Linked DNA regions of Homo sapiens: region 2 is linked to region 1. The links are chromatin contacts, found by Hi-C or POLR2A ChIA-PET in ENCODE. All regions are on one chromosome and are shown on one strand. The core of a region is the stretch at or near the end of the contact, and the rest is flanking DNA. Distances in the headings are between cores, read along the strand shown.

The links. A loop is a pair of places that touch in the nucleus more often than their neighbours do. ChIA-PET counts read pairs that join two places held with the same protein, here RNA polymerase II (POLR2A). Pooled maps may share reads with other maps.
Region 2: a pooled map shows a loop between it and region 1 (2.8-fold over the local background). The contact joins the promoter of SLC50A1 here to the enhancer-like site in region 1. A Hi-C loop is called at or near these places in 1 of 50 pooled maps. POLR2A ChIA-PET finds 5 or more read pairs at or near these places in 3 of 52 experiments (HCT116, activated B cell and activated T-cell).

Annotation. Positions count from the first base shown.
Region 1 is chr1:154,782,167-154,788,737 of GRCh38, forward strand. The region is part of intron 2 of KCNN3 (potassium calcium-activated channel subfamily N member 3); the gene reads right to left. Among named protein-coding and RNA genes, the nearest start is that of KCNN3, 85 kb to the right of the region's middle. Within about 2 kb of position 2,990, at least 6 of the 41 ENCODE cell types and tissues checked have a DNase peak (open chromatin) inside an H3K27ac peak, as active enhancers do.
Region 2 is chr1:155,133,954-155,140,282 of GRCh38, forward strand. It overlaps SLC50A1 (solute carrier family 50 member 1), which reads left to right and starts at 1,899. Exons shown (of 6, transcript NM_018845.4): 1 at 1,899-2,038; 2 at 2,346-2,423; 3 at 2,875-2,998; 4 at 3,608-3,769; 5 at 4,026-4,145; 6 at 4,227-4,900. The coding sequence starts at 1,959. The coding sequence ends at 4,328. EFNA1 (ephrin A1) reads left to right here. Exons shown (of 5, transcript NM_004428.3): 5 at 2-946. The coding sequence ends at 114. DPM3 (dolichyl-phosphate mannosyltransferase subunit 3, regulatory) reads right to left here. Exons shown (of 2, transcript NM_153741.2): 2 at 5,938-6,292. The coding sequence starts at 6,287. The coding sequence ends at 6,009. RefSeq lists an enhancer at 1,340-1,429 and a silencer at 1,700-1,939.

The DNA.
Region 1 (6,571 bases), core at 1,740-4,239:
GGGACCTTGGATGTCACAGAAGGAGCTTCCTCAAAGGACAGGAGACCACAGACCCACTCCCACCAGGGCCATGTGCACCATGTCACCACTTTCTGAAAACACACTGCCCACAGGTTAAATATGCACCACAGCTCGGGCCTCCGAAACAAAATATCATAGACTGGGTAACTCAAAAAACAGAAATGTATTTTTTCACAGTTCTGGAGGCTGGAAGTCTGAGATCAGGGTGCCAACACGGTCAGGCTCTCTTCCCGGCTTGCAGGTGGCTGCCATCTCACTGTGTCCTCACATGGCAGAGAAAGGGAGAGGGATCTCTCTTTTTCTCTTCTCCTAGAGCTGCAGTCCTATAGGACTAGACCTCATCCTTATGACCTTATTTAAACTTAATTACCTCCCACAGACCCTTTCTCCAAGGCAGTTACATTGGAGGTTAGGGCCTCAACAAATGCGTTTTGGGGAGACACAATTCAGTTCATAGCTATTCCCTTTTGTGTCAAAATTACCCAAAAGCCAGACTGTGGGCCGAGCCAGGTGATTCTGCACATACCATTTCATTGCCATCTCATAATGTCCCTGTAAGGGAGTCATACATCCATTTAGCAGATGAAGAAACCCAAACCAAGACAGGTTCAATCAATTGCCTGGGGCTTGCAGCATTCTGTGTCTTCCAAGTCCCACGCCCTTTCACCTGCCAGCCTGCTAAGCAGGCACTCTATTTGGGGGCTGGCCAGTTTGGGCTTTACTTTGTCTTCTAAAGAAAACTCGGCTGGGCGCGGAGGCTCACGCCTGTAATCCCAGCGCTTTGGCAGGCCGAGGCGGGCGGATCATGAGGTCAGGAGATTGAGAACATCCTGGCTAACACGGTGAAACCCCATCTCTACTAAAAATACAAAAAAACTAGCCGGGCGTGGTGGTGGGCGCCTGTAGTCCCAGCTACTCGGGAGGCTGAGGCAGGAGAATGGCCTGAACCCGGGAGGCAGAGCTTGCAGTGAGTCGAGATCGCACCACTGTACTCCAGCCTGGGTGACAGAACGAGACTCCATCTCAAAAAAAAAAAAAGAAAAAAGAAAAGAAAGAAAACTCAAGCCCACCCTTTAAATGCTCATTCTCAGAAGAATCTTTGCTGACCAGAGAATCAATATATGATTAAAATAAACTGGGTTCTATCCCTGGTGTCCACACCACCTGGGAAACCCACATCGTTATCTGTAATCTAGACTGGGCTATGTTTGTGGAACTAAGACCACGGCTTTCATTTCCACAGATACAATATCCATTTATCATCTTTCCCTTCCTCCTCTTCCCGCCAGTGAACAGGCCTCTATGGAGACCTGGTGATGGGGTCCCTAGCGAGGAAGAGACCATCTTAGTTTAGGAGCCCACTTATGCACCCCAGCATGTTTGCTAATGAAGAAGATTCCTCTGGACAGGCTTGGGGTGGGGTCAGAGGAGACCAACACAGGGCTTAATATATGTGCCCTAGAAATGAACAGGAACACTGGAGATGGGGGATTGTGAGCTGTGGGACTGGAAGGAGAGGGGAGCTGGCTAAGCAGCACCTTGGGCCAGTCCCATGAGAGGGGGAGGCCGGAGCCCACTGAGGACTTGACCACCCATGAGACAGGGACAGTGCTGAGACTGTAAGATCAGGAGCATGTGGCGTTCAGCGCTGTCTTATCTGTTGTGCCACCACCACCTCACCCCTTCCCCTTGCTCCAGATCCATGGAAATGTCAGCTAACCTAGAGGCCTTGGTCATGGGTCCCTCGAGGAGCAACAGGAACAGGAAGGGTGCCTAAAGCGGTTACTAAGTACAGGATGGAGGTGGAGAATTCAGCAGAAAGAGTTTGGCATCAGATGAGCTGTCAAGAGAGAAATGGAAGTTTCCAAGCCCCCAGAGACCAGTGGAAAGACACCGGGTCCCCTCCTGTGTGGGGTGGGAGTTTGTAACCAATTATATTTGAAGCAGTAAGGCCAAGTGACCCCGGCCAATCCTTGGGTTGCTGTGGCCACACCTTGGTCTCATCATGTGCTCCACCCCAGCCATCTTTACATTGCTGCCAGAGCAAATGTTCTAAAATACAAACCAAATCATGTCACCTCCCCTTCTAGAACCTTTCCGTGGCAACCCAGAGTGTCCACCCTCCTAGCTGCACTTGGCCAAAAGGGCCTTTTCCCACCTGGCACCAGCTGGCCCCTCTATCCCCATCACCTGCCACACCCGGTGTCTCATCCCAGCTAAACCAAGTTACCAGTAACCCCTAAGCTTGCGCCCTTCCATCTTCTGTACAAGCACTCCCTCTTCTCAGCTTCTTCACCAGAGACCTCCAGATCCAGCGTCCCACCCTTCCACAGGCCTAAGCTGGTCCCTTCTGACTCCCAGGTGGGGCTGGGTGCCTTCCTCCAGTATTCCCCAGGCCCTGTGCCCCCTGCTTGTCACAGAGCCAATCCCCAAATGGCAGCTGGAGAAGGATGGCCAGACAGTTGGGGAGTGCTAGCCCCCGTTTCAGGGGGCGGAGGGAGCAGGGCGGCGGTCTCCATTAACAATGGTAACAGCAGGGGCCATGTATTGCAGCCTCACTGTGCACCAGGTCCTGTGCTGTGTGCCTTACAGGCACCATCTCATTTAGTCCTTAACAGGATTTTGAGACAGGTATTCTTATTTCTATTTTACAGACAGGGAAACTGAGGCTCGGAGAGGCTAAATAATTTACTACAGGTCATACAGTTAATAAGGGGCAGACCTAGGCTCTACAGCCAGGGCAGGCAGCTCTCTTGACTACTGTGTGTGCTGCCCCCAGGCTGTGCTAGGAAGGCTTGTTGGGCTGAGCCCCAGTGTTTGCCTATCCCAGGCCAGGCCAATAGGTGTTTCTGGTTCTTTGTGTGCCTTGGCAGATCCAGGAGTCAAAGGTTTCTGTGCATCTGCTAAGTCTGGGGTAAGAGGTATCGTTTTCTCAACAGGAAGTTTCTGATAAGTTTCTTTCCTTTTGACACATGAAAGGATCCTGCTGAATGTTTGGGGGTAGGGGAGGAACAGCATCATCACTGGGGCTGCTGGGCCCTGATTGGTTCTAAGTCACCTGTTTACCACTAAGGGAGAAATTCTTTAACCCTGGCTTAGGGGATATTTTTAGCAACTAAAAATAAATAGGTTTTTGGATCTTTGAACAGCCTAGGGAGCTGAAGAACTGAGGTCAGGACCAGGTGGTGGTGGTGGGCAGGGAGTGTTTGTTTTTTCCCCAACTGACTAAAAGGCCCTTCACCTCCTTCCCAAGGGCCAGCTGCACTGTCACCCCTTCAGGGGGAGCTTTTCCTGATCTCCCAGTGGCGGGGGCAGCACTTCAAACAGCAACAAGCCATTTGGTGAGTCCAACTTGTTGGCTGGGGCCTAAGCACTTTTCTTTTTCTTTTTTTTTTTTTTTTTTTTTTTTTTTGAGACAAGAGTCTCACTCTGTCTTCCAGGCTAGAGTACAGTGGCACGATTATGGCTCACTACAACCTCTGCCTCCTGGGTTCAAGCAATTATCCTGCCTCAGCCTCCCGAGTAGCTGGGATTAGTACCCAGCTACCACGAGTAGCTGTGCACCACCACACCCGGCTAATTTTTGTATTTTTAGTAGAGGTGGGGTTTTGCGATGTTGGCCAGGCTGGTCTCAAACTCCTAGCCTCATATGATCAGCCATCCTCGGCCTTCCAAAGTGCTGGGATTACAGGCATGAGCCACCACACCTGGCCTCCTAAGCACTTTTCTTTACATCAACTCTTTGAGTCTCACAATAGCCCCATAAGAAAAGTGAACATCCCCCAGACCTCATAGCAACTAAGTGGTGGAGACAGGATTTAAACCAAGAGGCCACACTCTCATCTATTAAGTTTCCATTCTGGCCGAAACCTCCTTCTTGATCGTCCATCTGAGCCGCATTCCTGTCCACCTGCTTGTCAGCACCCTCACTAAAGCAGGGGTCCTTGAGGACAGACATCTCCTTGGTCACTGTCCTCCACAGTGCCAGGCACAGCGCCCAGGGCCACCCAAATGAATACATAAAGGGTTTAAGGTGTCAAAACTATATCAATGTGACTGTAAAGAAATATTTTAATTGTTCACCATTTTTATAATCCTCCTAAGGCAAAAGAGTCTTTTGTAACATATGCACAAGATAGAAAAAGAAATCAAAGAATATTTTAAAAGAACTGCTTATTATAATTTTTTAAAAAACCCTGGAAACAACCTGAATACACATCAATAGGGAAACAGCTGAATATATTATGGTACTCATACTGGGGAACATTATGTAGCTGTTTTTAAAAATGAAGTGGATCTATATGTATTGACTTAGAAAATGTTCATGATATATTGCTAAGTAAAAAGAGAAACTTACAGCATAATGGGTATAGTGTGATTCCTCTTTTTTAAAAAAGCAAACACCAACACATAAAAACAAAAATGCCCATATATGTGTATGCATGTTGGTACATTTTTGTATAAGCACACACAAAAGGTGCATTAATCACCTCTGGCTAAACACTAAATTGTTAACACTGGTACTACTGGGGACGCAGGGAGATGGGAATCAGGGAACCTATTGATTTTTTTCCTTTTGATAATGAGAACACACCTCTGTGTTAAAAGAAGCCTATATTGCTTTTGTAATTTAAAAAAACCCAATAAAGTATTTTTTAAAAGAGCTGTCATGGAGAAAGCCACTTGTGGCGCCTAATGGTGATGTTTTAAGCATGGCCATTCTTGGAGGAAAAATAATTGCCCAGGTCCTTTCCTGCCCTGTAATTTTCTGTGTAGAGCTTCAAATCCCCTGGGAGCCCCCAGGATTTTATGAATACAGCCCTGCTAGAAGTGTTCATAGCTGAGCTCCTCTCACAAGTCTCCCCCTCCAAGGCCAGCCTCATTACCAGATCCACAGCCCCTCTAACTAAGCCACCTTGTGAAAAATACTTCCAGGGCATGAAGATTAAACAAGGCACTTATTTCAAGGCCACCTCTCCATGTGAATTCCTATCGTAGGCACTGAAAGCCGCGTTAGTCAGTGGCCCACTCCGCTCCCCCACTGAGGGCAGAGGCCTAGGCTCCCTGTGGGAAGTGGTGGCCCTCCCCACGGTTGAGAAAGGAAACCTGCTCCACCATTCCCTCCATTTGGGAGGGAGGGACCAGGGCCAGGGCCAGGGCCAGGGCCAGGGCATGCGGCAGCCACCATCACCACAGCGACTGCTGCTGGTGAGAGGTCACTGCGGATCTGGCCTCAGCGTGCCAGGTACAATGCCAAGACCCGTGGGGTACAGCGGAGATCAGGATGCAAGTTCCTGATGAACCAGGAGCTTAGAACTGCGTGTCTGCTAGAGATGCGCAGAAGCAAACAAAGATATGGCTATGGAGAGGGCCAGTTTGGTGACTGGGGGCACTATTTGCAATTCGGGGTCTGTGCTGCTGTGTGTTCAATGCCCACAGGTACTGCCCTGGATCCAGACACCTGGAGCTCTGGCTCTGGGTCCCCCACACTAGAGGGCCCTGCTTGACCCCTCCTTAAGTCACACCACACCCCGTGGAGTCAGAAGCCCACAGGGCCAAGAGGCCTTGTCTGCCTCCACCTTCTAAACCCCCGTTTGGATATCCAGACGCCCAGAGTCCCCTGTCCAAAAAGGCCCCAGGCCTGCTTCCAGGGCCCACGCTGCCACTTTCTCTGTCCTCCCATAGGCTGACGCTGGCTGCTGGTAGGTACATCCCTAAGCCTGAGAAGCAGCCAAGGGGTAGCTGGAGGAGGGGGCAGGATGAAGTTTAGATCTGAGGGCTGTGGCATCCACAGTGCCCTCAGGGTCTTAGATTGGGTCAGGAGGGAGGCAAGAGAGGGGCATGCTAGGGTCTGGGGCCTCAGGGTCTAGGCGCCTCCACTGGAGGCTGGCCCAGGCCCTGAAGGAAACAGGGATGGATGGGCCTGTCGGTCACCCTTTCTGACTGTCTGGGATATGAATGACAGGAGCAGCAGCAGCTGCATTTTCTAGTTAGTTCTGAGGTCAGGCAAACAGGCCCCTGACACTGCCTCTCAGATGGGTTGTCCCACCTTCACACACCTCTGTAGCAGGCACAGGTATACAGGCTTGCTCTGAGGCGCCTTCTGCCGAGTGCTGGCCATGTTGGAAGCACCATACAAAGTGGTTGAGTGGCCAAATGTTTGAAAAATGCTTCTCAGAGATTCATCAGGCTCATTAGCATATTAAAGCTTCTGAGACTTCTAAAGAAAAGAAAACAAGTCGGCTTTGAAATGCAGTTTCTCAAACTTATTTGACCTTGACTCTTGTTTTGAAGTAACAGCTATTAATATTTCAAGGAACACTGGGAAATGCAGGGTGTGAGGCATTCAGTGTAACAGACAATGGAGGGTTCATTCCTTCAAGCATCCATGGTTCATTTTCATGAAGATTACCATAGTCTTCCTGAGAGGCACCAAATACTCCCCTGCCTTCCTGAACTGACTCCACGGAGCACAGCCCACGCCGCCAAACCCGTCAGCATCCACTCGCATCACCCCACAGCCTCCTGTGAGCCAGCCACCTTCACGTGC
Region 2 (6,329 bases), core at 649-3,148, 350 kb after region 1:
GATGACCCAGAGGTGCGGGTTCTACATAGCATCGGTCACAGTGCTGCCCCACGCCTCTTCCCACTTGCCTGGACTGTGCTGCTCCTTCCACTTCTGCTGCTGCAAACCCCGTGAAGGTGTATGCCACACCTGGCCTTAAAGAGGGACAGGCTGAAGAGAGGGACAGGCACTCCAAACCTGTCTTGGGGCCACTTTCAGAGCCCCCAGCCCTGGGAACCACTCCCACCACAGGCATAAGCTATCACCTAGCAGCCTCAAAACGGGTCAGTATTAAGGTTTTCAACCGGAAGGAGGCCAACCAGCCCGACAGTGCCATCCCCACCTTCACCTCGGAGGGATGGAGAAAGAAGTGGAGACAGTCCTTTCCCACCATTCCTGCCTTTAAGCCAAAGAAACAAGCTGTGCAGGCATGGTCCCTTAAGGCACAGTGGGAGCTGAGCTGGAAGGGGCCACGTGGATGGGCAAAGCTTGTCAAAGATGCCCCCTCCAGGAGAGAGCCAGGATGCCCAGATGAACTGACTGAAGGAAAAGCAAGAAACAGTTTCTTGCTTGGAAGCCAGGTACAGGAGAGGCAGCATGCTTGGGCTGACCCAGCATCTCCCAGCAAGACCTCATCTGTGGAGCTGCCACAGAGAAGTTTGTAGCCAGGTACTGCATTCTCTCCCATCCTGGGGCAGCACTCCCCAGAGCTGTGCCAGCAGGGGGGCTGTGCCAACCTGTTCTTAGAGTGTAGCTGTAAGGGCAGTGCCCATGTGTACATTCTGCCTAGAGTGTAGCCTAAAGGGCAGGGCCCACGTGTATAGTATCTGTATATAAGTTGCTGTGTGTCTGTCCTGATTTCTACAACTGGAGTTTTTTTATACAATGTTCTTTGTCTCAAAATAAAGCAATGTGTTTTTTCGGACATGCTTTTCTGCCACTCCATATTAAAACATATGACCATTGAGTCCCTGCTAAGTGCGAGGCTCTCTGTGCTACAACAGTAGCAACTGGGTTTGAATTTCTTTCTCTCCAAAGAATGTGTGCCCCTCACGAGGCCAAAAGGGTGGGATGTTTCCTCCTCTGAGGGCTGTCCAGGACCGGAGTGCTCCTGACAGCTGTCTCTCGGGTTCTGAGCTGCACTCCACTCTGGAAGTTCTTCCTATCCGACCTCTACCCCACTCCCACTCCGTCACCGCAGGGCTTTGGCATACTACCATTCAGGTACTCACGCTGTTTCGGTGAGTCAGGGAAGCTGGGAACGCCAGCTGAGGCATGCGGCCCCGCCCCACAGCCACACTAGCAGAGACGTGTGGGAGGCTGGGAGGGAAAGTTCCCAGTAACAAGTGGGTTGGACCGGGGGTCAGTGATAGAGGCGTCAGTGGATTGGCCACGTCATGTAAAGTTGACCCGAGAGGGAGGGCAAAAGAGGAAGGCTTGGTGATTCCTGGTAATGTGTTATTTTGAGAAAAAGCTTCGGCAGCACACTCCAGAAAAAAACTTCCCAAACCCTGGGCAACTGAGGTTCTGATGTGGAGCTCTGGATGGAAAGCGTGCTGAAGTCTTGTTAAACTAGCAAGCTTTTGTTTGGAGGTCCACCGCCGAAGGCGCACAGGCCTGTGGGAACACGAGCGTTGAGACTGGGGGCGTCTAGATGATCCAAGGGGTAGGCAGAGTGTGAGCAGCGGCAGGTATCGGGGACACACCCGCGGAGCCCTAGGAAGGGGACTGACCGGGACATGGAAGAGGTCTGGACCAGGGTACTGGGAAGGCGCTCGGAGGAGAGGGGCGCGAGTTCCGGTTCGGCGTCGGAGGGAGGGTGGGGCTTCGGCGCAGTTTCCGGAGGGACGGCCCGAGCGTGCGGGGGCGGAGCCGAGTGCGCGGGGCGGGGCTCCAGAGCCGCAGGTCTGGGCTGCAGTAGGTCCCGGCAACCGCAGGCTCGCGGCGGGCGCTGGGCGCGGGATCCGACTCTAGTCGTAATGGAGGCGGGCGGCTTTCTGGACTCGCTCATTTACGGAGCATGCGTGGTCTTCACCCTTGGCATGTTCTCCGCCGGCCTGTGAGAGTGCGGCCGGGCTGGGTTGGGGAGGACTAGGCAGTCAGGAAAGGAGAGAGAGGGGACAGAGACGTGGCCACAGCACCTGGCTCGTCCGGAACCGGGATCAAAGTGGGATCGGGTCGAGGGGACCGGGGTACAAGGGCGAGGCTGGTCACTAGGCCTGAAGGAGAAGGCAGGATAGCTGGCGGGGGGGAGAGGGGGCGGGGTCTGCGGTGGTCCGGAAAGGATGACAGGCATTGGGCATCCCCCTCTAGCACTCTGCTTCTCCCTTCCCACCCCCACCCCTCCCTTCGGGGCCCCATTACAGCTCGGACCTCAGGCACATGCGAATGACCCGGAGTGTGGACAACGTCCAGTTCCTGCCCTTTCTCACCACGGAAGTCAAGTGAGGGGCCGACGGCTGCGGTAGTGGGAAAGGCTACCAGAGGGAGGTGGGGGCGGGGCAGGAGGAGCAAGAGTGAAAGAGGTTTGGCCGGGCGCGGTGGCTCACGCCTGTAATCCCTGCACTTTGGGAGGCCGAGACGGGCGGATCACGAGGTCAGGAGATCCAGACCATCCTGGCTAACACGGTGAAACCCCGTCTCTACTAAAAATACAAAAAATTAGCCGGGCGTGGTGCCGGGCGCCTGTAGTCCCAGCTACTCGGGAGGCTGAGGCAGGAGAATGGCGTGAACCCAGGAGGCGGAGCTTGCAGTGAGCCGAGATCGTGCCACCGCACTCCAGCCTGGGCGACAGAGCGAGACTACGTCTCAAAAAAAAAAAAAGAGTGAAAGACCCTTTGGGTCCTCCTCTCACACTGAACCCTTTGAGCCATGTCCATCCCCTCCACCCTGCAGCAACCTGGGCTGGCTGAGTTATGGGGCTTTGAAGGGAGACGGGATCCTCATCGTCGTCAACACAGTGGGTGCTGCGCTTCAGACCCTGTATATCTTGGCATATCTGCATTACTGCCCTCGGAAGGTAGAGGCCCTCCCTTGGACCCACCTATCTGCTGCACGCCCTGCCTTGCTGGCAGGGCAAACACTATTTCCTAGAAGACTGTAACAGCTGGCACTGCCACCTTTTCCAGGAAGGCCTCTCCAGCCTTGCAGGTCCCCTTCCTCTATGAAGCCAGCCTTCTGAGATGAACACATTGCCCCCATTTAGGCAAGGCTGGTAGCTCTGCCTAGCCTGAGATGCCTATGCTGCCTGCCCTGGGCTTCAGCCAACAAGCTAAGGGGAAAGGGCTTTTGTCTCTGATATTTCTTTCAGAGCCAGGGCCTGTGGGTGAGAATGAGATGATTAGCTCTGCGTCCCTGCTAAATCACACAAGCATTTATGAAGCTCCTACTGTGTGTGCCAAGCACACAGAAAAAAACACATATTTATCTCCCCCAGAAGTCTCCAGTGTTGTGGGTGGATAAGACTTTCCTATCAAGTTGGTGGTGGGAAAGAAGCTGTGACAGTGCAGTGCTGGAGGCCTAGACAGCTTGGCTTCCCCATTGGAGCACTGGAGAAGGCAGGATGAATTAACTCTAGCAGGGAAGTCAGAGTGCACATCTGGAAGTAAGGGTACTCTCTCCCCTGCAGCGTGTTGTGCTCCTACAGACTGCAACCCTGCTAGGGGTCCTTCTCCTGGGTTATGGCTACTTTTGGCTCCTGGTACCCAACCCTGAGGCCCGGCTTCAGCAGTTGGGCCTCTTCTGCAGTGTCTTCACCATCAGCATGTACCTCTCACCACTGGCTGACTTGGTGAGTGGGGGTGTCCAAGGAGGTAGGAGAGATAAGAGTCAGGCTCTCATAGCCAAATACTATGGCTTACAGTCCCGAGGAAGGGGAGATCCAAACCCTGGAAGAAGACAAGGCAGTAGAAGTGGGCGAGTGGGAGGCAGGAAAGGTTGGGTGACAGATCAGGGAGGGTGTCTGACCTTTTTCTTGAGGAAATTCTTAGGCAAGTGAAGCTTTACGATGTGCTTGGGCCAAGAGAGTCTTCCATTCTTTCCCACAGGCTAAGGTGATTCAAACTAAATCAACCCAATGTCTCTCCTACCCACTCACCATTGCTACCCTTCTCACCTCTGCCTCCTGGTGCCTCTATGGGTTTCGACTCAGAGATCCCTATATCATGGTAAGCACAACTGGGATGGGGTGACAGGGGTGCAAGATGGAAAACTGGCTCCTCTCCTCATAGCAGTTCTTGTGATTTCAGGTGTCCAACTTTCCAGGAATCGTCACCAGCTTTATCCGCTTCTGGCTTTTCTGGAAGTACCCCCAGGAGCAAGACAGGAACTACTGGCTCCTGCAAACCTGAGGCTGCTCATCTGACCACTGGGCACCTTAGTGCCAACCTGAACCAAAGAGACCTCCTTGTTTCAGCTGGGCCTGCTGTCCAGCTTCCCAGGTGCAGTGGGTTGTGGGAACAAGAGATGACTTTGAGGATAAAAGGACCAAAGAAAAAGCTTTACTTAGATGATTGATTGGGGCCTAGGAGATGAAATCACTTTTTATTTTTTAGAGATTTTTTTTTTTAATTTTGGAGGTTGGGGTGCAATCTTTAGAATATGCCTTAAAAGGCCGGGCGCGGTGGCTCACGCCTGTAATCCCAGCACTTTGGGAGGCCAAGGTGGGCGGATCGCCTGAGGTCAGGAGTTCAAGACCAACCTGACTAACATGGTGAAACCCCATCTCTACTAAAAATACAAAATTAGCCAGGCATGATGGCACATGCCTGTAATCCCAGATACTTGGGAGGCTGAGGCAGGAGAATTGCTTGAACCCAGGAGGTGGAGGTTGCAGTGAGCTGAGATCGTGCCATTGTGATATGAATATGCCTTATATGCTGATATGAATATGCCTTAAAATAAAGTGTTCCCCACCCCTGCCCACGATGGTTCATTCTCTACTCATAATTCTAAACCTGCCTGGTTTGGTGAAGGATAGATCCACAGTTATTCTCAGGTTGGTAGGGTAGGCTCAGAAAAGGTATCTCAAAGAACCAAAAGGTTGGAAAGACCCAGGAAGGCCTTAAAAATAACAAAACTTGGATGTTATGAAGAATGGAACTTAGGCTTCAAGAAAGTACTTCTGGCCGGGTAAGGTGGCTTATGTCTGTAATCACAGCACTTTGGGAGGCCCAGGCAGGAGGATCACTTGAGCCCAGGAGTTTGAGAACAGCCTGAGCAACACAGCGAGACCCTGTCACTACAAAAAATTAAACATTAGCCTGGTGGCGTGGTGGCATATGCCTGTAGTCCCAGCTACTCTGGAGGCTGAGGTGGGAGAACTGTTTGAGCCTGGGAGGGTGAGGCTGCAGTGAGCCATGATTGCACCACTGCACTCCAGCCTGGGCAACAGAGTGAGACCCTGTCTCAAAAAAAAAAAAAAAAAGAAGTAGTACGCCGGGCGCGGTGACTCACACCTGTAATCCCAGCACTTTGGGAGGCCGAGGCGGGCGGATTACGAGGTCAGGAGATCAGACCATCCTGGCCAACACGGTGAAACCCCGACTCTACTAAAAATACAAAAAATTAGCCAGGCGTGGTGGCAGGCGCCTGTAGTCCCAGCTACTCAGGAGGCTGAGGCAGGAGAATGGCGTGAACCCGGGAGGCGGAGCTTGCAGTGAGCCGAGATCACGCCACTGCACTCCAGCCTGGACGACAGAGCAAGGCTCCGTCTCAAAAAAAAAAAAAAAGAAGTACTTCCTACAGGGTTGAAAGGACCAGGAAAGTGAAATGTCATTTCCATCCTGAGAAATATTGAGAAGGGGTCTTTGCCTCCTTGGGAGCAAAAATGGGAACACCAGCAAGATGCAAAGATAAAGGCTGAGATGGCCTCAAGAAGGTGGTTCTTTCACATTCACTTCTCGACCGTTAGTACATAGAATCCCCAATACCCGTTTTCCATACTCAAACTAAACGAAGTTAGAAAATAAACTGGCTCTTTAATGGGAAATGGGAGGAAGGGCTGTCCGCACAGGAATGGGGTTAGGCTGTCAGAAGCGCAGCCCCCTGCGGGCTAAGTCGGCTCGGGCCTCCTGTATCTGGCTCTGCAGCTCGCGTGCGGCGTCCTCGCAGTCATGAAAAGTGGCCACACGATAGCCCACAGTGCCCAGGGCATAGCAGCCGGCGGACACCAGCAAGTAGGCGGGCAGTGGCCACAGGACTTCCTGGCAGGACAAGGGCAGCTCCAGGCCCAAGGCTCCCGTGGTCAGGGCCACCCAGGTGGAGCCCAGGATCGCTAGTCCCCAAAGCCACTGCGCTAATTTCGTCATGGTCACTGCGAGAGAAGGAAGCAATGCTCCCCTGAGGAGCAG